2 separate regions of the Mus musculus genome follow, and region 1 is linked to region 2. Evidence: chromatin loops called from intact Hi-C (ENCODE). Cell type or tissue: heart. All regions are shown on one strand. Links, peaks and the distances in the headings refer to the core of each region. The heading gives the core; the rest is flanking DNA.

The links. Peaks named below come from ENCODE experiments on the same cell type or tissue, not always from the same donor. Only the 100,000 strongest peaks of a DNase experiment are listed, where the experiment ranks them.
Region 1: it touches region 2 in a loop (2.6-fold over the local background); 5 of 42 quality-filtered maps call a loop at or near these places.

What each region holds. Positions count from the first base shown.
Region 1 is chr5:34,753,361-34,769,140 of GRCm38, reverse strand. It overlaps Htt (huntingtin), which reads right to left and starts at 7,401. Exons shown (of 67, transcript NM_010414.3): 1 at 7,032-7,401. The coding sequence starts at 7,234. Grk4 (G protein-coupled receptor kinase 4) reads right to left here. Exons shown (of 16, transcript NM_019497.2): 16 at 13,838-13,997. The coding sequence ends at 13,947. In heart, for the core only: no CTCF peak of the experiment used is centred there; DNase peaks (open chromatin) are centred at 6,880 and 7,510; H3K4me3 peaks cover 2,553 bases; H3K27ac peaks cover 1,882 bases.
Region 2 is chr5:34,509,831-34,525,610 of GRCm38, reverse strand. It overlaps Tnip2 (TNFAIP3 interacting protein 2), which reads left to right and starts at 11,632. Exons shown (of 6, transcript NM_139064.2): 1 at 11,632-11,992. The coding sequence starts at 11,714. In heart, for the core only: a CTCF peak has its summit at 7,510 (motif pointing left); DNase peaks (open chromatin) are centred at 5,900 and 7,490; H3K27ac peaks cover 521 bases.

The DNA.
Region 1 (15,780 bases), core at 5,051-10,050, 240 kb before region 2:
TGTACATGACAATGTATCCTCAGAAAACATGTGCTAAGCATGAGATACCTCTTACAAGTTATTAGTCATGGAGGTCCCAGAAACACCTTCCTATCCAAACAACACAGGTTATTTCTATCACTCTTGGTTGCCCAATGTAACTATATAATAGTAAAACCCTATTGATGAAGATACAACACACTTTGGTTGCATAGAAGACATAGAGAAATCAAGATAGAACTGATCTGAAAACTTCCTCTTGGCTGGTTAGGTTTTATAATGCCAGGTGTTTTGCAGGCCACTGGAGGAGAAAAGACATCAATGGTCTTACTAAGCACTGGACCCTGAATGCTATAATATAGACAAAGGCGAAATGTGACCACTAGTGCAACAGTGATGTAAAGAATACAAAGATAACCCACAGTTTTCTGACTAGACTTAAAGTGTGCGCCAAAGGTACACACCTAGTCAAAAGCCCATGACTCAGGGGAAGGAGGTTACAGGTCCTAAAACAGGACCCTACTACTGCTGTTTTGCTAAGTAGACATGTTGTTAGACTACCTTCTACATATTTATGTTTGGGAGCCCGATGTGGTGGTGCATGCTTTTAATTCCAGCATTTGGGAGGCAGAGGCAAGTGAACCTGAGTTTAAGACCAGCCTGGTCTACAAAGTGAGTTCCAGGATGGCCAGGCTACAGAAAAACCCAGTCTCAAAAAACAAACCAACCAAATAAACAAACAAGAGTAAATATTTACATTTATACCTACAGACTAGTGCTACTGTCAGGCCTTGGCCAAAGAAACCTCTTTCTGCAGTGGGCAGCAACTCAAAAACTCATAGTATACTGAGAATAAGTGACTGATAAATGTCAGCCTAAATGTGACATCTAAATTGACCCCCACACCCAGGTTCAGGGAAGGGAAGGGGTAGAGAGAATTTATGAGCCAGGTTTTATAGAGCTCAATGAAATTCTGCCTTCCAGACATGGCATGGCTGCTGTAATAATAAACTCACTGCAGTTATGGTTACCACACAAGAACTGGGTGGGAGATAAACCTTTAGTCCCTACACTGGGAGGCAGAAGCACTCATCTCTGTGTGTTTGAGGCCAGCCTGATCTACAGAGCTAGTAGTTCCAGGACAGCCAGGGCTACACAGAGAAAGCCTGCCTCAGGGAAAACAAACAAACAAACAAAAACAAACAAACAAACAAAAACCAGTCAACATTCCATTCCAGCAAGCAACACTAACTGGATTCAGTGGGTCATTAAAAAAAGGCATGGAGGTGGGAGAAGGACATGCTGAGGTATAGATGGGAGGGAGATAGTAGGGGCCCTGTGGGAGAAGGACATGCTGAGGTATAGATGGGAAGGAGATAGTAGGGGCCCTGTGGGAGAAGGACATGCTGAGGTATAGATGGGAGGGAGATAGTAGGGGCCCTGTGGGAGAAGGACATGCTGAGGTGTAGATGGGAAGGAGATAGTAGGGGCCCTGTGGGAGAAGGACATGCTGAGGTGTAGATGGGAGGGAGATAGTAGGGGCCCTGTGGGAGAAGGACATGCTGAGGTGTAGATGGGAAGGAGATAGTAGGGGCCCTGTGGGAGAAGGACATGCTGAGGTGTAGATGGGAGGGAGATAGTAGGGGCCCTGTGGGAGAAGGACATGCTGAGGTATAGATGGGAGGGAGAGAGTAGGGACCCTGTGGGAGAAGGACATGCTGAGGTGTAGATGGGAGGGAGATAGTAGGGGCCCTGCATGAGATTCAGATACATTGTATACATGCATGAAACTGTCAAAGAATAAATAAAACATTTTCTTTAAAAAAAAATAATAAAAGAATGTTTCATGACTTGAAAATTTTAAGAAATTCCAATTCTATGTACTCATTCTCTTACATATTTTCTATGGCTGCTTTCATGCCACAGTGGCAGAGCTGACTGGCTGTGATGGCATTATAGCCACAGAGCCTTAACCGTTTACTATCTGGTCATGAAGTTCACCAATATTGATGGATAGAATCACAAGGGACCCAGAATAACTAAAGCAACATTGAAAAAGACAATGTTGGGGGGCATACTTTATGATTTGAGATCATGATATAAACCAGTAATCAAGACTGTATAGTACTGGCATAGAACAGACACACAATCAATGGCAAAAATGGAAGTAGAAACATTTACATATGGACAGGTAATAATTTTCAACAAAGATGTCAATACAGTTCAATGAGAAAAAAACATTCTCTTTAGCCAAATGCTAAATTACACGTGCAAAAGAAAAGAGTCAGACATCTACCTTAACCACAAATTCAAAATGAGTCAGGCTTACAAACAACTCTTAGAAAAAGAGGGAGTAAATAAATCTTTGTGATTTCAGATAAAAGAGTGATTTATTAAGTATCTAACATACCGTAGCTAAAGACAAAATTAAACTTCATCAAAACTTAAAATGTCTATGCTTTGAAGAACATAAGAAAGTGAGGCAAGTCTAAATCCTGAGTTTAACTCTTCAGCATTCAGCGTTAAAACTGGGTGTGGTTATTCACGTCTGTAACCTCACTATGGTGAACAGGGACAGACAGATCCCCAATATTTGCTGGTCAGTCAGCTTACTAGAAATCCATTGGTAACTTTAGGTTTATTCAGAGAAGTGGCGAGCAATAGAGGAAGACACTCAATATTCTTTTGGCCTCTGCAAACCCCTAACACATATATACACTCCACACCATTCAAGAGATAGATGTACTGGCCCCCCCAACCCCCCACTGTGATGGGCCATACCTATGGTCCCAGTACTTGGGAATCTGTGCCATGAAGATTTGAAGCCAACTTAGACTACACAATATACCAGGCCAGCCAAAAGTACATAGCAAACTTTGATCTCAAAAGAAAACAAAAAAAGAAATTGAAAGAACAATCTTAGCCTGGCAGTGGTGGCACATACATTTAATATCAGCACTTGAAAAGCAGAAGCAGGCAGATCTCTGAGTTCCAGGCCAGCCTGGTCTACAGAGTGATTTTCAGGACAGTCAAGGCTACATAGAGAGACCTGTCTCAACAAAACAAAACAAAACAAACAACAACAACAAAGGCAAGGCAATCCACAGAAAGGCTTTTAAACTTATATCTCATAAGGAAATAGTATCCAGAACACATAACAAAATTTTTAAAAAATGTGCAAGAATGAAGACTTAGACTTGGAGTCTGTGCTCCTGATCTAATTGTTAAACTTCCTACACTTATTTTGTCTTAGAATAAATCCTCACCTTTCCCGTTCTCTGTAGCTTTCATTGCTACGTTCTCTATTTGGAGATAAATGCAGTAACTGATAACACCAATGAAGCCTCCCTCAACCCTTTGCTTCACCCCCACTACAACTCTTACCGTCACTCATTTCATCCAGCAAAAACATGACATCACTAATCCCCACACAGGAAAGCCTTTGACAACTTCCCCTTGCAGGAATACTCCTCTTCCATACACCCTCCTGGTAGATTTCTGACTCTTCAGATATTTATTCAAAAATAAGCCTTCAACTAAGCAGATATTATTTAAACACCCTGTCTAAAACATGTCAAGCCCTGGCATTTCCTAATCCCCTTCCCTACTTTACTGCATGCGCCTCATCACTCACTATGAACAAACTATTCTGCTTACTGTCTATGTCTCTCCCAAGAATTTTAGCTTCATGAGACATGACTTTGTTCCCTGCTAAAACCTGCAACTAGAACAATGCTAGGCACATAGGAGATGATCAGCAAATATTGATAAATGAATGACTATGCTCAGGAAGACTAATGAGGACTATTAAGGGTGAATGTCAACTGTTCAAGGCCTATCAGATCGACAGCAGCTAGCAGAGCAGAGAACAAGTTCTCAGCTACTTCAACAGAGGCCCACATATGGCTGTGACACTGGTTCTACAGAACACAATGAGAGTCACAAAAGCAGAACAGACTCATTCTAAAACTGTTTTGGCTGTTCTCATTTCGAAAAAAAGGACTTTTAACTGAGTCAAGTGGACAAAATGCCAAAAATCAAAGCTTCCAAGCAGTGAGTTTGTTACTTATTATTAATGAACACTTGGTTTTTCAACAGCAAAGTACATAGAAATATGAGATAGATGCTAATGGAGCTAATTTTGGAAAATGTTAGTTAGTTATATACAGTGTAGTAACAAGTTATTTTATTAAAATAAAAGCTTTTAAAAGCTTTTGTTCCAAAATACTTTTGTTTGTAAATAATTTAAAATTCTGTCCTAACATATGCCCAAATTTTATCTGGAAGGACAAATGAAGTGTAACAGAGCTTGCTCCTGGGTACAAAGTTAGGAAAATGGGGAGGGAGATGTTTTCATTATTTAACCATTTTTATCTTTGGGACTGTATCATGTTAATGAATTACTTTTGCAAACTAATTTGTGTTCGAAGCAGGCACAGAACAATCTCTCTCTCTCTCTTCCTCCCTCCCTCTCTCTCTCTCCCTCTCTCTCCCTCATACACACACACACACACACACACACACACACACACACACACACAGAGGTTTATAGAAGATATGGGGAATATGTAAACTTCCACAATTCCTCTCACCCAGAGGCAGAGTCATGGTAATAATCAAAATAACTAGACAATACTTGTGTCAGGGTACTCTGGTGGAGTCAGCTTGTGAGGCAAAAATGCCAAAAAGCTGCTCATGAGAAATGAATTTCTAGGACTCTCCTCCTGGATATTCTGGCGAAAGCCAACTCTCCAGTTTGGATCGGTTTGTCAGGCGAAAAGCCTGGAAGCTGTTTCACGAGGATAAGAGTCCAGGGAAATTTTCCTCCCAGAGTTATGGCATCTCTTTCCCTAACCCATTATATTCAAATTTCCACCACATTAATCTAGTGTATAGATTCACGTGCACTCTATTAAGCATCACCTTATAGTAAATGCCTTTTAATATTGTATTCTAACATAGCTAAAGCCTTTCCCCAGTGTTCTTAGATTCCAGATAGCAGCAAGGAGCTTAACCCATTCAGTAAACAATTAAGCACTTGCCATTTTACTCAGCTGTTTACAGATAGAGACTAAAAGTCTCACTGAGATAGAAATGTTTTACTACAGGCTTCATTCCATGTCAAGTATAAGTTGATATACTACCCTGATAAGGGGGAACTCTCCAGACAGGATAAGTTTTACTAGACCTAAGAATTTAGAGCTCAGTGATAGCACATTACTCTTAAGGCCTGTCAAGAGTTAACAACCCCCTGATGCTTTTAACCTTAAAGTGTGAAATTCTTGCCTGGCATTAGGCTGATCCTAGGCAGGGCTTGTTATCCCTAATGTAAACATTTAATTAGTCCCTGCAAATTCCTTTCTGCTGTAACTGGTGAATTTCAGTGTATCTTGTCTTTTTGTGATTTGTATCCTCTGATAATTCGTTGTTATATAAGTCTGAAGCTCAACCAGAACATTACATTCAGATTCAACACCTCTCTTGTGTGTGGCTGATTGTCATTTTCATCCGACTCCTTACCCATCTGCCTAAGAAATCCCGTTCCTCGAAGACCAGGGACCTAGAGGGTCTGTGGCATACTTGGACAGCCCAGCATGGTGCCACATGCCTTTAATCCCAGAGAGAGGAGGCAGAGGCAGGAGGATGGATCTCTCTGAGTTCAGGTCAAGAGTTACATAGTGAGACTCTCAAAAGCAAAAAGAAACTACTTATCTAGAGGATAAGAAGTTTTCTATTCACACTTTTCACCTTATAGAAGGAAATTTTATTCCTATATTTTGTTCTATCAAGTAAGCCACCTTTTCTCCCCAAATCTTTATTTAAAAAAAAAAAAAAAAACAAACTCTCAGGACTGGGAACATAGCTCAATGATATCACCAGAACACTTATTTTCTAAGTGAGTTTTAATGATGACATTCTTTAGTAGGTTGTTCCCAAAAGTTCTCCTTATTAATTATACAAATCCAGATTAGAAATAAAATGCCCAGAGTTGAGAGAAAGGACTGAGCTGCAAGAGAGCACAGGGCTCAACACTCAGCATGGATTTCCAGGAAATGTTTTGAGCGTCTCTTTTCTCTTAGAGCACTGTGACTCATGGTCTCTCTTCTGTTTCAATATTCTCTCCAGTCACAAGCAGCTAGCTTCCAAAGATCTATAAGATGTCAGCAAAGAACTAAACAGGAACTTTTACTGGCACAAAGTCAGAGTCAGAGTGGCCTATGTTCTAAAACAAGCCTGTCTGCAACACTAGTAAAATTCATTCCCCGGTGAAAACTGAGCACCACCAATGTATCCGTTTTATATAGAACAAAAAATCGATAGGCAGTTAAGTATAAGTCGACTCTTTCATATATATGCACACATATAGTTTTTTATTAATAATCACACCTAAGTAACTCACCATGTACTTGACAAATACAACTCATCCAACTGCCTGCAGACACACAGAAGCACACCTCTCTGGCTATGCTTAAAACCTGGTTTAACTACACTACACCACAAACTAAATGAAACGCCAGGAGAGTACGAAGTGCCTCGAGTCACAGGCTGCTTCAAGTGTCACTTGGAAAAAGAATATCCCATTGGATGCGTTCACACTCCCCCGCCCTCAGCACTCCCGCCGAGACCTCCTAAAAGCATTATGTCATCCACTACCCGCACATCTCTCACGCTGTCCTGCACTCCCAGCTCTTAGGCCTGATGAGGAGGTAACCCTAGAGATCTCTGCCTCTCCAAGTTCTCTTCACAACAGTCATGTGCGCCACCGCCCCAGTTTCTCCAGAAGAGAGAAACAAGTTCGTTCCCTAACTTCGCAAACTGGGAACGGCGAAGGCACTGGAGTCGTGACGCCCCTCAGCGAGTCCCTGGCTGGCCTGACCCGGCTCTGTCTCCTCTGAGGGAGGCCAGAGACCCCGCAAGACGAGGGCCCGGGCCGGGAAAGCCTGGCCTCAGGGAGGTACCGCGACCCTCTGGACAGGGAACAGTGTTGGCCATGCCCAGCACGCAGGCCAGGGGCGCGGGGCCCGGGCGGGAGCTGCGGCGCCCGGACTCACGGTCGGTGCAGCGGTTCCTCTGCCGGACCTGGCAGCGGCGGTGGTGGCGGCGGCGGCTGCCCCTGAGGCGGCGGCTGAGGGGGTTGAGGCGGAGGCGGCGGCGGCGGTGGCGGCGGCGCCTGCGGCGGTGGCTGCTGCTGCTGTTGCTGCTGAAACGACTTGAGCGACTCGAAAGCCTTCATCAGCTTTTCCAGGGTTGCCATGACGGCTTCCTGCCCGATGGGACAGACCCTGAAGACTTGGAGCCTACTGGCACTACGCGGCGCCACTTAGCAGCAAGGCAATGAATGGGGCTCTGCGCGGCAGGCAGAAGCGGAACCAAGGCGCTCAGCCATCTTGGGCCCGTCCCGGCAACCCTCGCGGCGAGTGCGTCCCGTGACGTCATGCCGGCGGAGACGAGGCCACGCCAGACCCGCAGAATTGACAGGCGGATGCGTCGTCCTCTTTCCCGAAGTCAGGACGCAGGCCTGCGGGGCCTCTGCTAGTTTAAGACTCTCCGCCCCGCCGATGTGGCCCCGCCCCTTCCCGCAAAAGCCAGCCCCCCTTAGTGAAGAGGGCCAAGCAAGAGGATGAGGTGGGCGGGGCGGGCTGCTAGATGAGGGACGGAGCTGAGCGGAGAGTGGGCTTTAGGGCGGCTCCCTGGCACCAGCGATAGAAAAGAAGTGAGGAGGTGGGCAGAGGAGTTGGGGAGACCCGGAAGGAAGAAAAGGTTGGAAAGGGGAATGACAGCGAAGAAATTTTCCTGCGTAAAGCCACCCTACACCTGGAGTCACCGGGAAAGCGATTGTGGAGCTCGGAACCCGAAACCCAAAGCAGCTCTCTCTTCCACAAGCCAGGTGGTGGCCTGAGCTTCCCGAACGCAGCGTGCTGGGAGCTCCCTGCAATGAGAAGGGAACCAGAGTGACCTGTATTCAGGACCAAAGAACCCTTTATGATCCGTGGACCCCGAAGCCCCAGAAGTGTCTGCAGTAGAGAAGGCTGAGAAAGGGTTTCAAGCAGGCAGCGAAGGCTGAGAAAGGGTTTCAGGCAGGCAGCAGTAGTTACTGTCCAAAGAAAGGCTGTGTTTCATGCAACTTTGGTCACACACTCTACATTGAGACACGGACCCTGGAAAGTGCTGTGGCAACCAGCCAGGACCTACAAGGGGTCTCATTGCCACCAGCGCTGAAGTCCTTGTCTCTAGAGCCTCCATCTCCCAAAGGTGAGCAATTAAAGCAGGAAGCTGAAAATGGTGTGGATACACCCAAGCTGCCCCTGCAGTCTGCCCAGCAAAAAGTGTTGGCTTCAACCGGGCATGGTGGTGCATGCCTTTAATCACAGCACTTGTAGAATGCTTTTTGAGTAGCATGCACGAAGCTCTGAGTTCAATCCCTGCATTTTATAAACCAGGGGTGGTAATCATGTACTCTGCAGGTAGAACGAGGATCAGGAGTTCCAGGTTTTCCTTGGCTTCATAGTGAATTCAAGTCAGCATGGGCTGTATCAGAACTTGTCTCAAAAGAAAAAGGAAAAGGAAAAAGCCAAGCAGTGATAGAACACACCTTTAATCTCAGCAGTCTGGAGGCAGAGGCAGGCAGATCTCTGAGTTATAGGTCAGCCTGTTCTACAAAGTGAGTTCCAGGACAGCCAGAGCTACATAGAAACCCTGTCTCAAACAAACAAACAAAACCGTTCCGGCTTCAGAAAAAGCTGTCTGGAGGTGATCCATGCAGTGAGAAACCCAATGAAGCTTCAGGCTACCTGTAAGAATCAAATGCCCTATTCCATGGCCATAAGGCACTCCATTTTCTCGAAATGGCCAAGTATACAGAAACCAACACTGTTACTGTAGGGGTATAAGCCCGCCGCTGTTAAACTGGGAAGGAGAGCAGAGAAACAGCCTTTAGATTCTATGTCCCCTCTGTTACTAATGGCACTATTAGATGCACAGTGCCAGTGCTAGCTCTCACATGAGGCAGCCTCTAACAGCTGGCCAGGGTTGGTAGTTGCTAGTAGGCAGACTTGGAAGAAGGCCCAGTGAGCCCTGTCTCTTAGCATTCTCTAGGTTATGATGTCCCTGCTCCCAAGTAAGGGCAGCTAGTAACTGACTTCTAACCAATACAAGACAAAGATAATGGGATGTCACACATTTGTTAGGCTACAAATGTAACTTCAGTCTTGCTAACTACCAACTTCTCAGCTTATATACATTGATGAAGAACAATTGGCAAGACTTAACATAAAGAACTACCCATGGCCAACAGTCAAGACAGATATTGGTGGTCCATCAGCCATGTATGAAGTAAACCCTGACAATACCACTAAAGCTCCAAGGTGATTCTTTTGAAGCCAAGTTCTCAGATAAGGCACTGGTACCTAATTGCCCGCTGTGAGAAGTGCTAACAGAGGACCTATGTGAGCTGGGCCCAGATTCTGGAACCACAGAAACTGGATAGTTATAAATATGTTTTGCTAGGCAACTATACTCTGGTAATTTGTTTGGCAACAATAGGTATATTGGTTGGCTTACACTGCTGTATCAGGGTACCACTGCCTGGGAGCTATCAATAGTTGTTTATATTCTCAAAGTCCTTCAAACTAAAAATACAAAATCAAGATGTTGGTAGAGCATCTTCCACTTGAGGCCTCACATCATCATCATCCCTCTGTGTCTGTGTCCTAATTTATATGAAAACATAAGTAACTGAATTAAGATCTAGTAACTTCACTTCCGATAAAGACTTTCAGGACTTAGTACATGCCTGTAATCCCAGCAGTAGGGAGGCTGAGACAGGAGGATTTAAAGTTCAAGGACAGCTTTAGCTGCCTAGTGAGTTCCAAACCAAACTGGCTACACAGACCCATCAGAAAGGGAAAGAAAGAAGGCTACCATCTGCTCTCCAAACACAGACCAGTCTGATATTCTAAGGAGTTAGTGTTTCAGTATATAAATTAGTAGGTGATAACAGAAATAGTTCCATTCATAAAACCAAATGCATTCTAGCAGTTACTCTGACCTGACCTTATTCAGAAATACAACCTGGTTTTTGTTTGTTTTGTTTTAAAATCTGGGCAATTTGCCATTTAGCTAAAATACCATAGCTAACTACTAAATAAGTCCTGGCCTAAGTAAGTCTACCACCTACCTTGCTACATCCTTGGGCTGGCTCTGCTAGCTGCCAGTGGCTTTCCTTGGCAGACATTGCACATTCCTGTGATCTCCGATGCAGCTTCAGCTTCACTCACACCATCATACATCACTTTCTCAGGGACAGCTTAAAGAAGCTCCAATCCTGCAAGCAACTGCCTGGTCTCCCAGGATGCCCTGTTGTCCATAGGGTTTAGTACAAGAGTGAAAATAAAGACCCATGTACAAGTATTTTTAGAACACACACACATGAATGTGCCATGCATATAGCAATTTGCTATATAACTGGCCTTTTAGATATTGTCTCCTAATGCAAGGCGAAGGGTCAACAGAACAACCTTAAGCTGCTTTTGTTAACTATTTTGATACAGCAATGATATAAGTACTACTACAGATCACTGGTACTAAGAGTGGGGTTGTTGCAGTGATAAAGATGACCGGATGTTTCTTGGGCTTCTGGGAACTTGTTTATGGGGCAGAATATGGAAGAGTTTGGAACTTAAGAGGAAAAAAAAGTGGAATACTATCTGCAGAGTTTAATGGGCCTTTCTGGTGGAAGCCTAGATGACAAAAATTTTGAGAGAGGGGGTAGAAATTATTCATAAGGAGTATGAAAAGATATCATAAGAATAAGGATATTGGTCCATATTCCCAACACTCACTTTAAGAAGTTAGGTCTTGAAATCCAGAGAGATGGTTCAGCAGTTATGAGCTTGTATTGCTTTTGCAAAGGACCTGGTATGGCTCACAGCACCCACACAGGAGAGCACAATTATCCAGGGAATCTAACTCCCTTCTTCTGACTTCTAAGAAGACAGAGTGATCACAAAGCACCAAGTGTTAGATTTCAGAGTGCAGAATAAAGAGACAGAGGCAGAAAGAGACCGGAATCTGACTTCAAAGGAGACTTTATTTCTGTAGGAGAAGGGAGTCTTTGAGGAGGTAATACTTGGAGTTTATATAGAGGCGTGAGGATGAGGAGTAATGTTACGTGCAAGTCTGTAGTCTCTCCTTTCTGCAATTGTCTAGTCAGTCCTTTCTAGAGTTCACTGATAATACTCTGAGCAAGGCCAGCTATAATCTCATAGGAATTCTTTTTTTACAACCAAGGCACTCTATCACCAGGCCTAAATGTGGTACATATACATACATGCAGGCAAAACATTCATAAATATATTTTTTAAAACTTTTTAAAAAGCCAAGTATAGTTGCATGCTTCTGTAATCCCAGAGCTGGAATAGATAAGACAGGTGGACCCCCAGAGCTCATAGCCAACAAGTCTAGGCAATTGGTGAGTACCAGATTCAGTGAGTGAAAGACCTCACCTCTAAAGATAAGGTGAAGAGCAATTAAGGAAGATGCATATACAAAGGATACTGAGAGAGATGTAAACAGACAGTCAGTGCCCTGGCTCATGAAGCTTCAGAGGGGAATGAGAACTTGATCAGGTACTAGCATGTGATAGTAACATGTGATAGTCTAGCAAACAACCTATTCAGTGAATGTCCAAAGAATTTGAGTGAGGCTTAATTTGAATATAATGGATTAATGTTTTTGGTGGAAATATCAAGGCAGGATTTCATTCAGGTTGTGCCATGGTTACTGCTTACTGTTCTTATCCAAGTCTACAGTCAGAGACAGAGAGAGAAGGAGAGAGGGTGGAGGAAGAAAAGGGGAGACCAGAACAGAAAGATCACTGTGAAGTTTGGCAAGAAAAGATATTTGACAAGGAGAGGACAGATGAAGAATCATGGCATTAAATCATGGCATAAAGATAAGACCTCCAACCTACTGATGTTTCCATCTTGTGGAAATGCACACTCATTTACTAGAAGGGAATGAATCTAAAATGAAAATGCTGCTGAAGGAATTGCTTACTAGTACTTAGGGAAAATGTTTCCCAAGATCATCAAAGGCACCAATGCAACTGTGATCCATGGGGATCGGGCTCCATCCCAAGTCGGCAGCAGAGTTCTGGCAGTGTTGTTATACACATGGTATAGATGTTATAAGAATGAAAGAGATGGGATTAGGGAGGTCATAGAGTCTTTTAAGAATCTCTAAGGCTAAACATTATGTGGCAAGTTTGAAGTCCTTGTAAACAGATCCTAGGCTTTCACCATATAAAATTTGTGAAGGTGAAGCTGAAGTTGCAATTGTCTTTTCTTTTATTGTTGTTGAGACAAAATAGTCCCGACAAAAGCAACTGAAAGGTTGGAGAGAGATGGTCATCAGGTAAAGGCACTTGATGTCAAGCCTAATGAAATGAGTTCAAGCCCTGGAACCTGTATGGTAGAAGAAAAAAATCAAATTCTGTACGTTGTCTTCTGACCTCTGTGAGAATATTTCCTGAAAGGATTAACTGAGAACTGGAGACACTCCCCTAGAGTAGGCCGAACCTTCTGGAGGCAGCCAGAAAAAAGTCAAAGGAAAGAGGTCGGAAGGAAAAGCAGGCTGCTCTTCAAAGGCTACATTTGACCATATTACTGTCATGCTTCATGGACATTATAACCCAGCTTCTTCAACCTTCTAACATAGACTGAAAATCAATAATTCTCCAGGAGTCCTTCAAGCCTTCAGTTCCAAATTGCTAAGGCTTCCAGACTCAAGGACTGAACAGCTATCAGGTTCTCAGCCCATACTGTGTAAGCTAATCTGACTTATCCTCTTTATAACATATTCCATCAGCTCGGTTCTTCTAGAGAACCTTGACTAGAATTTCCTGGTATGGATCCCACTAAAGTGATAATACAGAAATGAAGCCCTCCTCACTACAGCATCACCATATGTCATAGTCACTTATGCAATTGGAACACAAGTATCACAAAAGCACCAACAGTTCCAGGGAGAGGCCCTCCACTGTGGCCAGCACTAGTGGCCATATTCATTAATGAAGTCTACATCAAGTATAACATTCCTCCCAGGAGGCAAGCTATATTCTTTCCTGATCCCAGTCAGTTTCATATTAGAAAATCAAGATTAGAAGTGTTCATGTTTCAGAGCATGACTTTACAACTCCAATTGGCCCTCAGATGTATGTCAAGAACCAAGATGTAGTGCTCATCATCCAAATAGCAGTAGTGAAATGGAAATGTGATCCATATGACAATATAACACCGGCTTAAAGAACTGCATTCAACTCAGTAAGGAACAGTCCAAGTAGATGAGGAAGCAGAGAACTGGCTGGAACTGGATTTGAGTCAGAGCATAAGAGACGTCAATGGACTATAGGGAAAAGTTTCTCACTTTGCATGTGATATAGCATAGTCCCAGGAAAATGGTGTGTGGCTTCAGATAACATTTAACTACTCATTGGGCCTAAAATCTACCCCAGACCTCCAAGGGTAAGGGAGTACCAAAGCAGGTAGGGAAGAGGAGATTGAAAAGAAAGAAAAGAAAGGAAGAACCTATGATTCTGGGAGGGAGTTTTGAATTTATAAAAGTAGCATTCATAGTTCAGCAAGAACCTAAGCAAAGTTGAAGGAAAAGTGAATGGGGTTCTGAAAAGTATTGGAACAGATATAGAGAAAAGACTTTGAAAACTGCCCAAATGCACAAGACATCCACACTTAGGAGTTTCAGGACACACAGCGGTATTCTCGGGGTTCTTCTTTAATCCAGCTTCAGTAAAAGACAATACAAATATTAATGTAAAAAATACATGAAAGCACACTATAAACAGTGTTACAGACAGTTTATTACAATTTATGGAAAGGACAAGACACTGAGTATGTGATAGATTCCTTCTTAACACCAAGGTCTTGCTCTGTGGTCTGCACAGTGAATGGTCAGTGTTCTGTTGGCTCCCTCTCCTCACTGAGGGCAATGTTCAGGCAGCCCTGCAACAAACAGCACAATGGCCAACCTCAGCTATGTCTCTAATGCCAAGATGGCTTTGCTTCCTTAAGTAGCCATGAGTTCTATAAGCATAGATTCAAACAACCCCGAATCAAAAATACTCAAAAAATGTTTTAAGTCAAATGACAATAAGTCGTATAAGTTTAAAAGCATGCTATGATGACTATTTGTATATTGTATTATGTATTTATGTAATCTAGAGATGATTTAAAGTAATCAGAAGTTCTGTGGCTTGTATGTAAACACTGTCTACTTATAAAAGAGACATGAGCACTTTCACACTTTGGCATCTTGGAACCAATTTCCAAAGATACCTAGGAACAAATGATATAATGTTCTTGAACTAGGAGGATACTAATTATGAGGCCAACAAAAACTTAAAGTATATTTTTCTTATTTACTTCAAGAAATTAATTCTAAAGGTCTTCCCAGCTACTCAGGAAACTGAGACATGAAGATCTCAACTGTAAGACTAACACAGACAACTTAGTGTACCCATTTTAAAAACATTTTAAAAATAAAAGATGGGGGAATGAGCATGTAGCTCATTATTTAAGAGTATTTATCATTATACAAATGGTCCTAACTTCTATCCCTATGCTTAATTTATGTACAGAGGCATATGCTTAATTTATATACAGAGGTATTGCCTCAAGATGAGTTTTGCTGCTTCGTTACTGTTGCATACTAAATCACATTCAATAATTGAGTGAGTGCAGAAGACAAATGAGACTCACTGGCTCCTCCACCAACAGGTATCATGGTAAGAAGGTGCTTCATATTGTACAACTCTATTCTATCAGTGGTAAGACCTTCAGTGGATGTTATTATGGGCTCCGAGTAAGGAGGAACATCTAATAGGACTTAACTGTATGCAGAAATAGACTCATTTGATCAGTTCATTTAGCTATCCCCTAGTTAAGAGAGAAAATGTGGTCATAACAACAATCACTTTGGGATATTGAAGTGATATTATCCACTGAAGTCTTGTTTTTCTGTATTGAAAAAAATACAAATTAGGATGCTATCAAAAAATCTTAGTAAATTCCTCAAGAAACAATAGGTACAAGGAAAAAGAAAAAAGGGGGGGATTGAAAGGTTAAAAAGCAAAACAATCCAATCATAGGACCATTTGCTTGGTGAAGTTATTTTCTAACCTTTTTAGGTGTGTTACCACTTACTCTTAATCCCAGCATGCAGGAGGCTAAGGTAGGAAGACAGGAGGGCAGAGTCTTCCCTGGCTATAGAGCAAGAGTAATGTTACTACAGAAAATCCCTTTAAACAATTTCCACTTTTAGAAGGGAACCTGCTTTTCCTGTGTACTTGGACATGAGAGATCAGTAGTGGAAATCAGAACATGGAGAACTAAACATGCATTGTTTGTGGGCATTCCATCAGATGCTGACCTTTAAGCAAAGTCAAAATGCTTTGTCACCAAAATAGAAAGCAGCTTCAGTGCTAAGAGTCATTGCTTTGTAGATCAGAGCAATCTTTCCACTAACAGCAAGCAGCATTGTGAAGACTTTTCTGGATAATCGATAAAAAGAATCATATTGCTTAACTATATTAAACCAATGTGTGTGTTTGTGTGTGGGGGGGTGTCCATCCTTCTCTCTCTGTAGGTCTGTCTCCTCCTCCTTCTCCTCTCCCTCCTCTTCTTCTTCCTCCTCTTCCTTCTCCTCTGACAAGGACTCACTATATAGTGGAGCTGGCCTCAAACTCACAGTAATTCTTTTACCTTTAATCCCAGCATTCAGGAGGCA
Region 2 (15,780 bases), core at 4,995-9,994:
TCTTTTTCTTTCTTTTTCTTTTTCTTTCTTTTTCTTCTTTTTCTTTTCTTTTCTCTTTTCTTTTCTCTTTTCTTCTCTTCTCTTCTTTTCTTTTCTTTTCTCCTTTTCTTTTTCTTTTTTTCTTTCTTTCTTTCTTTTTTTTTTGTTTTTTCGAGACAGGGTTTCTCTGTATAGCTCTGGCTATCCTGGAACTCACTTTGTAGACCAGGCTGGCCTCGAACTCTGAAATCTGCCTGCCTCTGCCTCCCAAGTGCTGGGATTAAAGGCGTGCACCACCATGCCCAGCCTTTTCTTTTCTTTTCTTTTCTTTTCTCTTCTCTTCTCTTCTCTTCTCTTCTCTTCTCTTCTCTTCTCTCTTCTCTTCTTCTTTTCTTTCCTTTCCTTTCCCTTTCTTTTCTTTTCTCTTTTCTCTTCTCTTCTCTACCCCTCCCCTTTCCCCCTCCCCCTCTCCCTCTCTTCCCCCTCCCCCACTTCCTTCCCCTCTCCCCCTCTCCCTCTCTTCCCCCTCCCTCCCTCCCCTCCCCTCTCCCCCACTCCCTCTCTCCCCCACTCCCTCTCTCCCCCACTCCCCTCTCTTCCCCATTCCCCTCTCTCCCCCCTCCCCTCTTCCCCCTCTCTCCCCCCTCCCCTCTTCCCCCTCTTCCCTCCCCTCTCTCCCCTCCCCCTCTCCTCCCCCTCCCTCCTCTCCCCCTCCCCCTCCGCAGGTGAAGGCAGTGAGGAGAGGAGCAGGGAGCCCAGAATCCTAGCCCTTCAGCCCTCAGGGTTGACACACTCATCATTCCTGTCTCTGCCCCCAGGGCAACACCACCTGTCCACAGTTTAGCTCTCATGGATCCCAGAGGCTGAGGAGACAGGTGCTGACTGGTGGAGATGCCATCCCTCTGGGGTACCCATCATGTTCCCACCTCTGGCTGCCCAGGTATCACCTCTGTGTACCTAAGTTGTCTATGATCCTCTGCCTGCCCAGGCTGCTCCATCTTCTCCTGTGGAGAGTGCCAGGTGCACAGCACTAGGCTGTTTGGCCCAGAATCCTATACTTTCAGCCCCTCCTCTGTCCACTGTTGATTGGCCCCATCAGCACCTCACACAGCTGCCTTACTCCTAGGACTTGGCTCAGGGGTGCAAAAGGCTAGACATCCCTTGCATCAAGTTCAGTTAATCAAATGCATGGCCTCATTGAGGGCCCTGGGGACCCTGATTCAAGGCAAATTCTGATCCTTATGGCTAATGGGAAATGGACACAGATGCTATCATGTCACTTTGCATCTCTTGTCCCCAAAGCTGAGGGGAGGGACAGAGACCAGGAGGGAAGTAGAGCAAAGCCAGACATTGGTGCCACCTGCAGGAACCTAACTGAAGGTATACGCAGGGTTGGCTTCCACATGTCACATTCAGAGAAGATGGAAGGGACTAGAGACTACCATCTCCTGAAATGTAGCTGTGGTGAGGCCGAGGACCTGGGCACCCAGAGCTCCCTCCCAACTGGAGCTGACAAGATGGAGAGGATGTGCAGGACAGAGCCCATGCTTCAGGCGAGCAGAAGGGATGCAAAGCCCCTAAGCAGGCACAAGGAGGGGAAAGCAGGTCTCTGCAAACACACGTGTAGTGAGCCAGTCCTCCTGTGCAAGCAAGGTTGCAGGCCATCTTCTTCCTGGCCACCTGAGGCCTCTTTAGCAGCTCTCCCTGTGTCCCCTTATCCCAGAACCTCTTCCTCCCTTTGCAAAGCTCAAGGGTCACTTTTGTTCCCTACTCTCTCATCCCACATCCTGTCTGTACTTCTGTCTGTCTGGAGGTCTTACCAGCTCATGACCATGACACTACCTTTGCCAGCCATTGTCCTGCTCCTTCCTCTGGCCTGCCCCTCACTAGGAAATCTGTTATGATCTCACCTCAGAATTTCTCATAGACTGTCTTCACCCCAGAGCAAAGACCTTATCCATAGGTGAGCCCAAGCTTGCCCAACCCCTCCTGGGACCTCTGTTCACTGCTCCCATTCTGAGTGGTCACACTGCCTGCTTGCTCTTCCCATGTTCCAGGCACACTTCCGTCTCAGAGCCTCCCGTCCCAGAGCCTCCCGTCCTGCGGTTCCCTCCCTGCTCTCCTCACCCCCCCCTGCCACCCCCAGATATCTTGACCTATCCCTTCACTTCTGTCTGTCTGTCCTCTGCCTCACCGTTTCTTTGTTAGAAGGCTCTTTCCTTGGACTACAGCAGTGGTTCTCAACCTTCCTAATGCTGAGACCCTTTAACACAGTTCCTCATGTTGTGGCGACCCCCAACCATCAAATTATTTTTCTTGCTACTTCATAACTGTAATCTTGCTACTGTCATGAATCATAATTTACAAGTGTGCTTTCCGTTGGCCTTAGGCTATCCCTATGAAAGGGTCATTTGACAACCCTAAGGTGTCTCAGTCCACAGGTTGAGAGATGTCCCGGTGGGTTAAGGTATTTACCATGAAAGCTTGACAACTTGAGTTTGATCTCTAGAACTCATGCAGAGGTGGAAGGAGAGAACCAACTCCACAAAGTTACCCTTTGACTTCTGACCTCTGTAAGCACACGGGACCATGTGCCCTTCCCACAACATGCACATAGTAATAAACATTTTTTTCATTGAAAAAAAAGAGAGTTCTTTACTTCTTTGTGTATGTGTGTTTGTATGTACGTGGACACACACATGCATGTAGAAGCCAGAGGTCAATGTCAAATGCTTTCCTTGGAAGTTTGCCATGTTTTATGAGACATGATCTCTCAGTGAATATAGAGCTCATCAACATAGCTTGTTAGCCAGCAAGTCGCAGGGTCCCTTGTTTCAGCCTGTCCCCCAAAGCTGGGGTCCACTTCATGGACTGGGCCATCTCCCTAGCCCTCCTCTTCTTTCTTTCTTTTTTTTTTTTAAGATTTATTTATTTATTATATGTGTGTACACTGTAGCTGTCTTCAGACACTCCAGAAGAGGGCATCAGATTTTTGTTATGGATGGTTGTGAGCCACCATGTGGTTGCTGGGATTTGAACTCAGGACCTTTGGAAGAGCAGTCAGTGCTCTTAACCACTGAGCCATCTCACCAGCCCCCCTCCTTTTCTTTTAAAGATTGTCCACTCTCCTTCTGTTCCTTCCTCTTCTACTGACCTTTGAACCCCAACATCTGACACATCCAAACTCCCTTTAGAACGCCATCTTACTAGAGCAAGACCTGGCTTACCTCAGGGCTCATCCACTTCCTGGAACAAAGTAGATGCTTAGTAAATGGCTGGTGAAGGAAAATAAAAAGCCAACAGGTAGAGTTCTCCGGGAAAGGGACTGCCTTCCCAATCAGGCTCCTCTGTCCGATGAAACATTGAACTGCCTTCCTTTTTCTCTTCCCAAGAATGGCCTCATGGTGAGGCTGCTTCCCCGTGGCAGGCCTGTTTCTGGGTAAGACCAAAGCTGAAGGCTACTGACCACTCCTATGGGGGACAGCAGGAAAATCCATAGACCAAAGCATTGAGGGTGGGTAGGGAAGGGATGGGTAAGGCCTGGAAACCTTGTGGATGATTTAGCTCACCACAAAGAGATGTGGATGGGTGGGGGGCAGGTGGGAGAAAAGTTGGCCTCAAACATCTGGCAGGCTGTGAGAACAAGGCTGGGTCCTCTGCTGGGAGAACGGCCTAACGTCTTGCCTTCTTGGGTTCTAGGTCTTCCTCTATCCAGGGACAGGTTCTGTGGCTCCCTCACACTGGACTTGTTCAAGGGGAGACAGAAATTTTTCTCCTTTGCTGGTGTGAGTCAGAATCAAGGCAGAGGGAGAAGCAGAGGGTAGGGAGTGGAGAGAAGCTGAAGGGACTTCTTAGGCCAGGCTGTAGAAGGGGTCCGCACAGGTCCGCAATACAGGTCTGGGCCATACTCCAAGCCATGGCTCTTACAGGCTTGCTTTCTTCTACTGTGCCAGTTCTACATGCACTCTGGGAGAGTCAGCTGAGCATCTCTGCCCAGGAGGCCTTTCCAGGCTCCTGTGCCATGCATCACCCAGTTTGTCACTTGCAGCTTTCGACACACCCTGCAGTGTAGGACTCTACAAGTCCTGCTCCACTGGCCCAGCCTGTGAGTATCTGGCCAGGCTTCTCCACTACCTTTCACGCCCAACCAGGCCAGGCCTCCTGGGCCAGCCAGAGATCGGGTGTGAGCTGATGATGTTGGAGGAGGCTTCCTGAGGACAGCAGGACCAAGCTGGACCAGACCTGGAGAGCTTTCTTGGAGAAGATGCTGTACTGGAGGACAGAGAGAGGATGGAGCCAGAGCGGCAGTTAGGTGGAAGAGCCCCCCTCCCCCCCAGGAATCTTCCATGGACTTGCACATGACTGCCTGGCTTTGGTGCTAAAGCCCAGCTTGGCTCTGGCTTTGCCACCTGAACAGTTTATTTGGATCAGTTTTCGATCTAGAACACTGTCAAACAAACCTTAGTAGAAAATTCTATTTAAAAAACACAAGCCCCGTGGGTGGCAAGACCCTGGCCTCACACGTACTGATATTTCTATTTTTACACCCAAACATGCTTTCAGCCCCCAGAGCCCGATTTGGAACTTGAAAGCAGCCTGTTCTATTCTGGGACCCACTTCCGGCCTTGGTGGTATGATGGAGGCGGTGTTTGTACACACAGGCTGCTCTGCCCTCTGCCCTCCCCACCTCCCCACCTCCCGTCTCTTCCTGCCCTCTTTCATCCACATAACCACCAGGACAAGAATGGAGTCTGCGAGGAGAAGACCACAGGTTCGGGCAGGGAAGCTGTGGACTTCAACAGTAATGTGGTCCCCCATTATCTCTGAAGGTTCCACCAATCACCCAAGCCTGTGTCAGGAGGGGTGGCCAGCCTTTCTCCAGTCAACACTGGACACTGAGACATGGGGTGAAAAGTGGCCCATGTGACAATAAAAAAGTTCTCCCAAACCATAGGTGGGAAGAAAAAGGGAAATAGGTAAGCCCCGCCCAGGAGACTTGAGGACTGGCCCCTAGACGGGCCCCAGGCCCTGCCATGGTAGATCTGCCTAGGAGAAGTGAGTGTGGGGCCCACCCACAAAGTTCCAGAGACACATGCCCCTCCAGGCCTGGCACTGGGTCCAGATGGGCACCACCCAATTTTCAGCATAGCCTGACCATTACCTCTCCCTTCTATCTTAGACCTTGGTCCTCATTCCCACCCACGAGAACCCCAAACCATGCTGGCCAGACCCAAGACTCCCAGATGCTACAAAACCTTGGGACTTAGTGCTGACCCCTCAACACCTTGATCCCTACTGTGCCCATTCCTTGAAAGCTACACTGGAGCCCTCCTATGCCCCAGACAGGCCCCAGACACATAGGAGGCCAGACAGGCTTTACCCAGAAAATCCCTGTTGGTCTCACACACACACACCCAACCTCCCTCCACAGAGGTAGGACTGGAAAAGTAACAGCTGTGACAAGTAGCCAGACTCATGCTCTACCCAGAAATGTTCCTGCAAAGGACCCCCTGCCCCAGGCTGGGGCTTTCCTGTCACAAAAGAAAGCTTTCACACAAGCCTGGAAGGCCAGCAGGAGAGTGAGAAGGGCTCACTAAAGGTGAGGCTGAACCTGCCCTATCCTGTGGTAGTAAGTACCCAGGTGAGAGGCAGGCAGCATGGCGTCCCTCTTCCAGCTTGCATAGGCTGAGAATAGATTTTCCTTATTTACCATCTTAAGAAATGGTGCTGTAACTCCGGGACCCCCTCTGCAGACCCACACAGATGATTGAGCCTAAGGCACAGGTTCAGACCAAGCTCCATCATTTCAGCCAAGCCTGACCGTGAATGCCTGTAATCACCATACTTGGGATGCTGGGGCAGGAGGATTGCTGGTCTGGGCTACACAGTGACTTTTAGAACGGCCTGAGCCACAGTTTGAGAAATCCCATAGCTGGCAAGGCTCACAGAACATAGGAGTTGCCCTCCTTCGCCTTCTCCAGGGGCCGCAGTTCAACTCTGCCCATTTTTTTCTGTTTGTTTCACTTCCCTAACCCTAAAGGACACTCTTATTGCTACTTCCTAGCCCATAGCATCAGCACTCGCCTTAGATAGCTATGCTTGAAGCTCCAGATGCAGAGCCTTCACGTACAGCCTCCCGGCAGCTAGCTAGCTTCCTCTCCTCGGCTTGGTTGTCCTGGAACTACTGAATGCTTTCATTTTTTATTTGTTTACCTTTATTAAATAAATAATTTAAATCCCACCTAATGCCCAGATCTCCGAGATAGCCTTCCACTACACCAGACACACCATCAGACTACAACAGACTTCTAAGTGTGGCCCTGCAGCCCCCTTCACCAGTGTCTTACCACTGTCTTTGCGTCCCTGGAATCCCTTACAGTGAGATTCCCAAACTTCCTTTCTCGGTTTCCCCTTCTTTTTGGAGAAGCACACCCTCAAGTGGCTCCTGAGAAGGGAACATGTTTCCTGAGGACTCCCCCTGCTCTTTTTTTTTTTTTTTTTTTTTTTTTTTTTTTTTGAGACAGGGTTTCTCTGTGTAGCCCTGGCTGTCCTGGAACTCACTCTGTAGACCAGGCTGGCCTTGAACTCAGAAATCTGCCTGCCTCTGCCTCCCAAGTGCATGAGCCACCACTGCCCAGCTGATTTCCTCAATCTTATCTTCCAGTTCTTCTATTGAGTTTCTATACTCATGTACATGTATACATATGTATTTTTCTAGGATCATGTATATATACATTTCAAGATATATGTATATACATATACATATTGAACTTCTATGATCATGTGTGTATGCTTGCTCTATGTGTGTGTATTATATATATATATATATATATATATATATATATATATATATATAATCAGACAGACAGAGATGAGACGGAGCGGGGGGATCTCATGTAACCCAGTATATTCAGTATTGAGGACTGAATCTAGACCTCCATAGGTAACCATTCTGCCAGCTGAGCTATATCTGAAACTTCCACAATCATATTTTTAATTTTTTAATTTTCTTTATTTCTTTCTTTCTTTCTTTTCTTTTTTTTGGTTTTCGAGATAGGGGTTCTCTGTGTAGCCCCCGCTGTCCTGGAACTCACTTTTTAGACCAATCTGGCCTCGAACTCAGAAATCCGCCTGCCTCTGCCTCCCAAGTGCTGGGATTAAAGGTGTGCGCCACTACTGCCTGGCTCATATTTTTAATTTTCTAGAGTTCTTTATATTTTCTAAATATTCTATCTTCTCAGCACCCAGTTCTATTTTTTTTTCATGAATATATACACATTTTTCTCTTTGCTTCTTGAGGGTACTGGTCACATGTTCTAAGCCAGCTGTAGTGGCACACACTTGGAGTCCTAGCTAATCGGAAGGCCAAGGTAAAAGGGCTGCTCATCTATGTGTCCAAGGTCTAGGGAAGAGACACCCCTAGCCAGCCACCCAGGCTCAATCAGATGTTGTGCAAGCCTACTAGAGTAGGTGGGGTTGGTGCCTGAAGTTCTAGTCCCCAAGCCTTTGTGGCCACACTGCCCCCTTGTGGACACTTCCATGGCAGGACCCTCGTACCTGTGAAGGCCTCATGTGTCTGGGAATGTTACAGCAGTGTGCGTGGGTGACAACCTCACTGGCCACAGACTCACATATGAGCCTTTCCCCTTCAGAGGGAGGCCTCTGCTTTCTTACACAGCTTCCTTTTGGGCTCAACTGGCCCTTGAGGTCACAGGGCAGGGCTGAAGACCCAGCATTCAAAATAAAGCAGGAAAGAACTAGGAAAAGTTGCAGATTCCAAAGGGACCTGTGTGAGAGTCAGAGGAAGAGGCCTTTGAGGAATCAGTCTGACAAATTAAGCCAGAGTTAGGTCAGCGGCCTGTCCACTTGCTCCACAGGATCACTGGAAACTCGCGGCCCATCGAAACTCAGAATGAGAGTCCGAGACTCTGGGATCTCCAGTCTTCTCCATCCAACTCTTGGGTATCCCTGGGGACCCTCCCTTGCTCATTGTATCCCTTTCTTGGGAACCCAAGTACCGAGCTCCTCTTCATTCTTTACATTGCAATAGATAGCGCCCCCTCCCCCCAAACACACTTGCTACTTAGCACAGGCTGGTCTCAAACGATCCTCCTGCCTCAGCATCTTAGAATTTTGGGATCATAAGTCTGTGCAGTGACTCATCTAATCACCCTTTAAGTTGGGATACTCCACTCCCTTTCCTGGCCCCCACATATTTCCCCCCATCTTTTCCTTATTATATGTTATTTTTCTTGTTGTTGATGCAAAATGCCTAAAATAAATAAATAACCAACTTAAGGGAGGAAGGGTTTGTTTAGGCTCCTGGTTTGAGGGGACACAGTCACTCAGAAGGAGAAAGTATGGCAGCTGGAGCAGGAGTCAAGGGAAGTGAACAGTGGTACTCAGTTCACTTTCTCCTTCTTGTTCAGCCTGGAGCTCAGCACATGCAAAGTGCTGCCTCCACTTAGGATGGGTCTTTCCTCAATTAATCCTCCCTGGAAACCTCATGGCCATGCCCCCAGGTGTGTTCCAATTAATGACAATTATTAACTAATGTGCTTAAATAAAGTTTCCCTACCTCTTGGACTGGGCATCTGCCTCCACTGTTAGAATATTCATCTATGACTCTCTAGGACCCAGGCCCTGTATTCAGCTGAAGGCACATGTATGCCAGGAACTTCCTGTGTTAACTTGCAGAATCTTAACCATGTCATAGATGGTCAGTGTCCTTAGAGGTCTGGAATCTCTCATCTACAATTCTAAAGTCCCCAAAAAGCTCAGAAACCCAAAGTGTTTTTCTTAGAGCTGGTACAATGGCTGACTTGAATCTTGTCTTACTTAATTTGACTGGCATTCCCTCTGTATTTCCAGAAACTGACTTGTTTTGTGGGGCTTAGAGATGCCCCAGTGGGAGTGCTACACTCTATGTCAATTGTTCTGATACGATAAGAGAAAGGATTTCAAGTGTAGCTGGGGATGGTAGCTCTAACTATAATCCCAGAACTTAGAAGCCTGAGGCAGAAGAACTACTCTGAGTTTAAGGCTAGCCTGGTTTACAAAATGAGTTCCAGTTTGGTCTACAGAGTGATACCCAGCATCAAAAAGTAAAGAACAAGATCCAAGCATGGTAGCATACACTGTTAATCCTAGCACTTGGGAGACAGAGACAGGCAGATCTCCATAAGTTCCAGACCAGCCTGATCTACATAGAGAATTCCAGGCTAGCCAGGGTTACAAAGTGAAGAGACTGAAAAATAAAGAACAAACCAAAAAGATCTTCAAGGGGGCTGCAGAGATAGCCCAGTGGTGTACAAGCAGATAGCCTGAGGACTGGGAGATAGCCCAGTGACATTCGAGCAGATAGCCTGAGAATCTGATTTTGGACTCATAGCACCCATGTGAAACTAAGCATGACTACACACATCTATGACCCTAGCACGGGTCCTGGGGTTGGGGATGGAGACAGGTGGATCCCTGGAACTTGCTAGCCAACCAGTATAGCCAATCCATGAGCTCTGGGTTTAGTGAGAGACCCTGTCTCAAAAAAAAATAAGGCTAAGAGAAACAGTGGAAGACACTCGACATTAACTTTTGATCTCTACACACATACACCCACACGTGCATGCTATATATACATACACACATATCACACACATATCGCACACTCACACATACATGTATAGTATATATGCTCATATACATATCATGCACACATGCATGTTACACACACACACACACACACATTTTAAAAAAGACTCCCAAGTGTTAGCAGCTTGAAGCAATATCACGTCTTTGTTACTTTGTCAGGAGCCTGGAGTACATGGTTATAGAGGTCAAGTACTCCCTGTTGTGCAGAGCTTGCCCATATGCACAGGTACTGGAAACAGGACTCCTTTTGTTGTTGATTTGGTTTTTCAAGACAGGGTTTCTCTGTTAGCCCTAGCTGTTTTGGAACTCAATCTGTAGACGAGGCTGGCCTCAAACTCACAGAGATCCATCCACCTGCCTCTGCCTCCAGAGTGCTGGGGATTAAAAGCACGTGCTACCACTGCCTTCCAAGAGTAGACCTTTTTAGAGGATGGTTATCTCAATTATGTGCAACTACATAAAATCAAAGCTTTTGAACTCCAAACACATGTGGCCCAGAAGCATTTGAATAAATGTCTTTGTTGTTTGATTCATATTTTGCACTTCACAACCAGGCTCAAAAGCACTTGAGTGGTCTACTAGGCTACACACAGGAATAGTAGTGAAGAGTTAAAGCCACATATCAGCTCTGGGCCAGGGTTCTTCTGTGTGATATCCACTCCCACACCCACTTCCCCTTCATCCCACAACTGCCTCAGTCAATCAAGATGACCCTGCATGACCATAGCAATGACTGTGCTGGACAATCATTTAATCATGGAAGTTTGGATGAGAACAGCTCCCATAGACTCATGTTTGGATACTTGGTCCCCAGTTGGTGACTCATGTAAGGTTAGAAAGGATTTCAAAGTATGGCCTGTTGGAAGAGCTGTGCCATTATGGGCAGAGAGATTCTGAGGTTTCAGCTTGCCCTCTGCTTCCTGATTTGTAATCAAGATGTGAGCTATCAGCTTTAAACATCTGACCCTTTATCCCAAGTAATGCTTCTTCTATACGCTGCCTTGGTCCTGGCATTTTGTCACACTAATAGAAAAGAAATACGCACTCATTCTCTAGTTCCACAACACCCCTACCAGGTAGGGAAGGAAGCAACTGTGACCCATCTTTTCTGAGCAGAAGTTTTGGGCTGGAAGGGCTAAGAAGGAACTGAACATAAGTGAGCCAGGTCTGTGACTCCCAGTATCCATCCCATACATTCTTGGCGAGGTCTGGCTTTGCTTATAGTTTTATACTTGCAAGTGAGTGTGTTCCTGCAGGCTCAACCAGAGCTTGCCTGTGAGCAGACAGGGTATTGAGAGTAGAAGACTGAGCAGAAAAGGAGACACACATCCTCACATAGGGAGGGGACCTCCATGAGATCTTAGCAATGAGCCATTGAAAGATTCTCACGGAGGAGAGACTTCCCAGTGGAAAAACAGTGTTCATATGGAAACTGTGGGAAGGAAAGGGTGGGCACCCTCTTGTCTTCTGCTAGAACAGCTTCTAGCGCTAAGGCCATCCTAACGCGAATTTAGGGGCATGCTGGGGTTTGGTGGCTGGCTCTGGGCTCCATCATGTACTCTGGATGGGAACACCTTTCTGGGTCAGTGTCCCTCTATGAAGAAACGCATGTCAAGTCCCGGAAGAGGAAGGAGCCCAGCCAATGAAACCTGACCACACTCTACGTCCCATGTTTGAAGTCCTTTGATTTATTTGCTTTTCTTCAGCTGCTGTACCAGAGGATACCTAACCCCAAACCCTGGTCGCAGATGGGGTCTGACTCCAGGAAAATTCCTCAGACGCAGGGAATAGAGCAGACAGCACCTAGAATGGAGCTGGTGTGTCAAGAGAAAGTGAGATCATAGAGTAGGAGGGACCAGCTGTGGGAGGGGACGGAGTCAGACTCCCGGCAGTGGGAGAGGCGGAGCCAGCTGTAGGCGGGGCGGAGTCAGACTCCGGGCCATGGACGAGGCGGAGCCAGCTGTGGGCGGGGGCGGATTAGGCTCTGGGAGTGGGCGGGGCGGGAAACGTTCCGGGAAGGCTGGTTTTCGCTCCCCCTGTGTGGAGAAGTTGGAGACGCCCAAGTCCCCACGGAAGGCCTACAGCCATGTCGTCTGGGGACCCAAGGTCTGGTAGACAGGACGGGGCCCCGCGTGCGGCCGCAGCGCTCTGTGGCCTGTACCACGAGGCCGGCCAGCAACTACAGCGCCTGAAGGATCAGCTGGCCGCGCGTGACGCCCTCATCGCGAGCCTCCGCACCCGCCTCGCGGCTCTGGAAGGGCACACGGCGCCGTCACTCGTGGACGCACTTCTGGATCAGGTGGAGCGCTTCCGTGAGCAGCTGCGACGACAGGAGGAAGGCGCTTCGGAGACCCAGCTGCGGCAGGTGCGGGGCGGGCGGGAGCTGCTGCGCAAGGCGGCCTGGGGAACTTGTTGGAGCGAGTGACGTGGAGTCCAGAGATGCGCGAGGTCTTGAGGGTCGCGAGGATATGAAGCTCGAGGTGCGGGTCTGAAGAGCTCGAGGTCTGAGCATAGTGGTTTAGGGGTGCGCTGGGGTTTGAAAGGAGCTGGGTTATGAGGGATACGAGATCCTGAGACTAGTGGGTCCTGAGGTTTCAGGGTCTGAAGGGCGTGGGGATCAGAGGCGCAGGTAATCCTGTTGGATTAGGGTCTGAAGGTAAGAGTCTGGGTAGTTCAGGGTATTGAGCAGTTCGGGATTCATTCGTAGGCTCAGGGGATATGCCAGAGGTGAGCAGGAGTCTCTGGGGCTCGGGGTTCTGGTGAGCAACAGGGTGGTAGGGGTGTGACTGTTTGAGGAGTACCAAGTCCTGACGTCCTGCTGAGGTTATGAGCACTTCTGAGGGACTTGTAATAGAGGTTAATTTGGGACAGACCCCCTGGGTCTCTCGACTTTGAGGGGTACTGCTGTGGGAAACTTACTCATGAAGTTTTGTGGGGGACAGGGTTCTGCGGAATGTGAGGGATCCTGGAGTGCAGGGATCTTGTGGGGCATAATGTTCTGAGGTAGCCTCGAACACGTGGTTCTGTTGGTAGTAAGCTTCTCCAATATGTACTCATATTATTAGTAATATTATTATATTAGTCCCAAAGGGGTGTGTAGCTGTTTTAATCACTGCCTTATTTGCGTTAAAGAGATACCATGACTAAGGCAACTCTTATAAAAGAAAGTATTTAATTGAGGGCTGGCTTACAGTTTCAGAGGGTCAGTCCATTATCATCATGGTGGGGAGTATGGTAGCTTGCAGGCAAGCTTGGTGCTGGAGAAGTAGCTGAGAGCTACATCCTGATCCACTGGCAGAGAGACGTCCACTAGGCCTGGTGCGGGCTTTTGAAACCTCAAAGCCCATCCCTAGTGACACAGTTCCTCCAACAAGGCCACATGTCCTATTCCTTCTCAAATTGTGCTACTATCTGATGATGAAAAAATGCAAATATATGAACCTGTGGGGGCATTCTCATTCAAGCAACAACAGTGGGGGCACCAGGCTTGACTAAGATGGAATTCTGAGGAGGGGTGGTGTTCAGGGTTCTGTGGGACAGACACTAGAGGCTCTAAAGGACATGAGCGAAGCATGGGGCCAAAAGGGTCTCAAGGATATCCTGACAGGCATTGCCCTTTGAGGACTGTGTTCAGGTTCCAGTGTGTGTGTGTTGGGTATGAGGAGGCAGTATAGGTCTTGGTTCTTGGGTTCTGTGTTAGGGAGGTCTTCTGTGGAATGTGGGGTTCTGAATCTTGAGGAGGGTGCCAGGGGCCTGAGAGATGCATAGGGCTCCTAAGGATGGTGCTCTGAGAAAGAAGACCCATGGTTTTGGTTGGTGGCATTTTAGTATTATGTGGGAAGAAGTGACAGGTGCCAGTCTGATAATATGTGAATTCTTATTTGGCTCTCCTTGTCATTTGGTATCATTTGGTTCCTGTGAGATATCATAAGCACACAAAACTGAAATGAGTAATAATACTTTACTGGAGCAATTATTTCTAAACCTGACAACCTTGTCCGGCATTTGGAGGGATGCTGGCATTTTATTCCATTTGGTCCATAGCTGTCTTGATTTTCCCAGGAAAGAAAATAAGAGAGGAGATTACCTGATAAAAGATAATGCTTGTTTTCAAGATAACCACTGCAGCTAGATTTCTTTCTTTCTTTTTTTTTCCTTTCTTTTTTTCCTTCCCATCTCCACCCTTTTTGTACTGGGGATTGAAGCTAGAGCCTAGGCAGGTGCTCCACCATTGAGCTACATGCATCTCCGGTTCTCTTCCTCCTCCTCCTCCTCCTCCTCCTCCTCCTCCTCCTCCTCCTCCTCTTCCTCCTCCTCCTCCTCCTCCTCCTCCTCCTCCTCCTCCTTCTTCCTCCTCCTCTTCCCCCTCTTCCTCTTCTTTTTCTTCTTTTTGTTTGTTTGTTTGTTTGTTTGTTTTTGATACAGGGTTTCTCTGTATAGCCCTGGCTGTCCTGGAACTCACTTTGTAGACCAGGCTGGCCTCGAACTCAGAAATCTGCCTGCCTCTGCCTCCCGAGTGCTGGGATTAAAGGCGTGCACCACCACGCCCGGCTTCTTCTTCCTTTTTAAGATTTATTTATTTATTATATGTAAGTACACTGTAGCTGTCTTCAGGCACACCAGAAGAGGGCGTCAGATCTCATTACAGATGGTTGTGAGCCACCATGTGGTTGCTGGGATTTGAACTCAGGACCTTCAGAAGAGCATTCAGTGCTCTAAACTGCTGAGCCATCTCTCCAGCCCCTCCAGTTCTCTTTTTGCTTTTTACTTTGAGATCTGGTCTCACTAAGTTACCCAAATGGATGTTGAACTCACTGTGAATCTCAGGCAGGCATTGAATTTGGATTCTCCCTGCCTCAGTCTTTCAGGTAGATGGTATTACAGGCTTTTGCTACCAGACCTAGCCATAACAAAATTCTAGAGGGGGAAAAAAGAAAGCATTTTTTTTTCTGATGGTAAACTTCAGAATATCTGAAAAATAAAGGAAGGAATAAAATAATCTCACATGCTTTTTACATGCCTCTACCTGCGTTTCCTTTGCAAAGACACAGATCCTTGGCATTGCTGGGTTCACACTTCTGTTGTCATGGTTTTCTATCTGTATCATTTAAAGTACCAAGAGCAATAGGAGTCTCCCCACTCCAAGTCTCCCTCTTTCTGGAAGGAGGGTTGTAAAATATCAGAACAGAAGGGAAAGCAGAGGCCGCCTGGTCTGTGCCACTAATTTAGTGTTGTAACATCAGGTGCCATAGTGAGTACAGAGTGTGGTTCTGAAGGCACCTCACAATTTGTCACCAGACTATCAGTGGGGGGTAGTTATGGTAAAGGAGATCCCCATAACCAGAACAGAACTTCATCTGCAGTCTGCTAGCCATTGGTGTTCAGTGCAGATGTATCTGTACCCGGCAACTGGGACTTATTTATAGCTCTCTAGAGGCTCCAGACAGAAGCAGTCTATGGCCCCTGGCATACAGATTTTGTTCTGGGATTTTAAGAATTATTTGCAATTTTGTTTAGGGATTTTTGTTAACTGTATGGTGACTAAATATTACAAAACTATTGTGTGGCTCCTCAGTCTGCCAAAACAAATTGGCTAACTATTATTAGCACTAGAAATATGTGTCAAAATTACCCTGTTTATTTTAATTTCAGTATTGCTTTTTTAATAAAAGATTTATCGATTTATTTTATGTATAAATAAAAGACAGCACTATAGCTGTCTTCAGACACACCAGAAAAGGGCGTGAGATCCCATTAGATGGTTGTGGGCCACCATGTGTTTGCTGGGAATTGAACTCAGGACCTCCGGAAGAACAGTCGCTGTTCTTAACTGCTGAGCCACCTCTCCAGCCCCCGTGCCTTTTTTCTATGATGTAGCTTCCTTGGTTATATGGTTTGCAGAGTTATGCACAGGATAAGGCTAATGTAAGCAGTATAAGGAAGAGATGGGACTTGGTGCTCCCCCACCCCCAGTAATTGGCACACCTTTTCCAACAACACACCTCCCATTCCTTTACAAACAGTTCCACCAATGGGGAACTAAAGATTCAAATATATGAGCCCATGGAGGGCGTTCTCATTTAAACCACTGCAGTAACCATGTACTGCATTCCATGGTGACAGATTCAGGTAAGCACAGTTTTAGCAAATGTC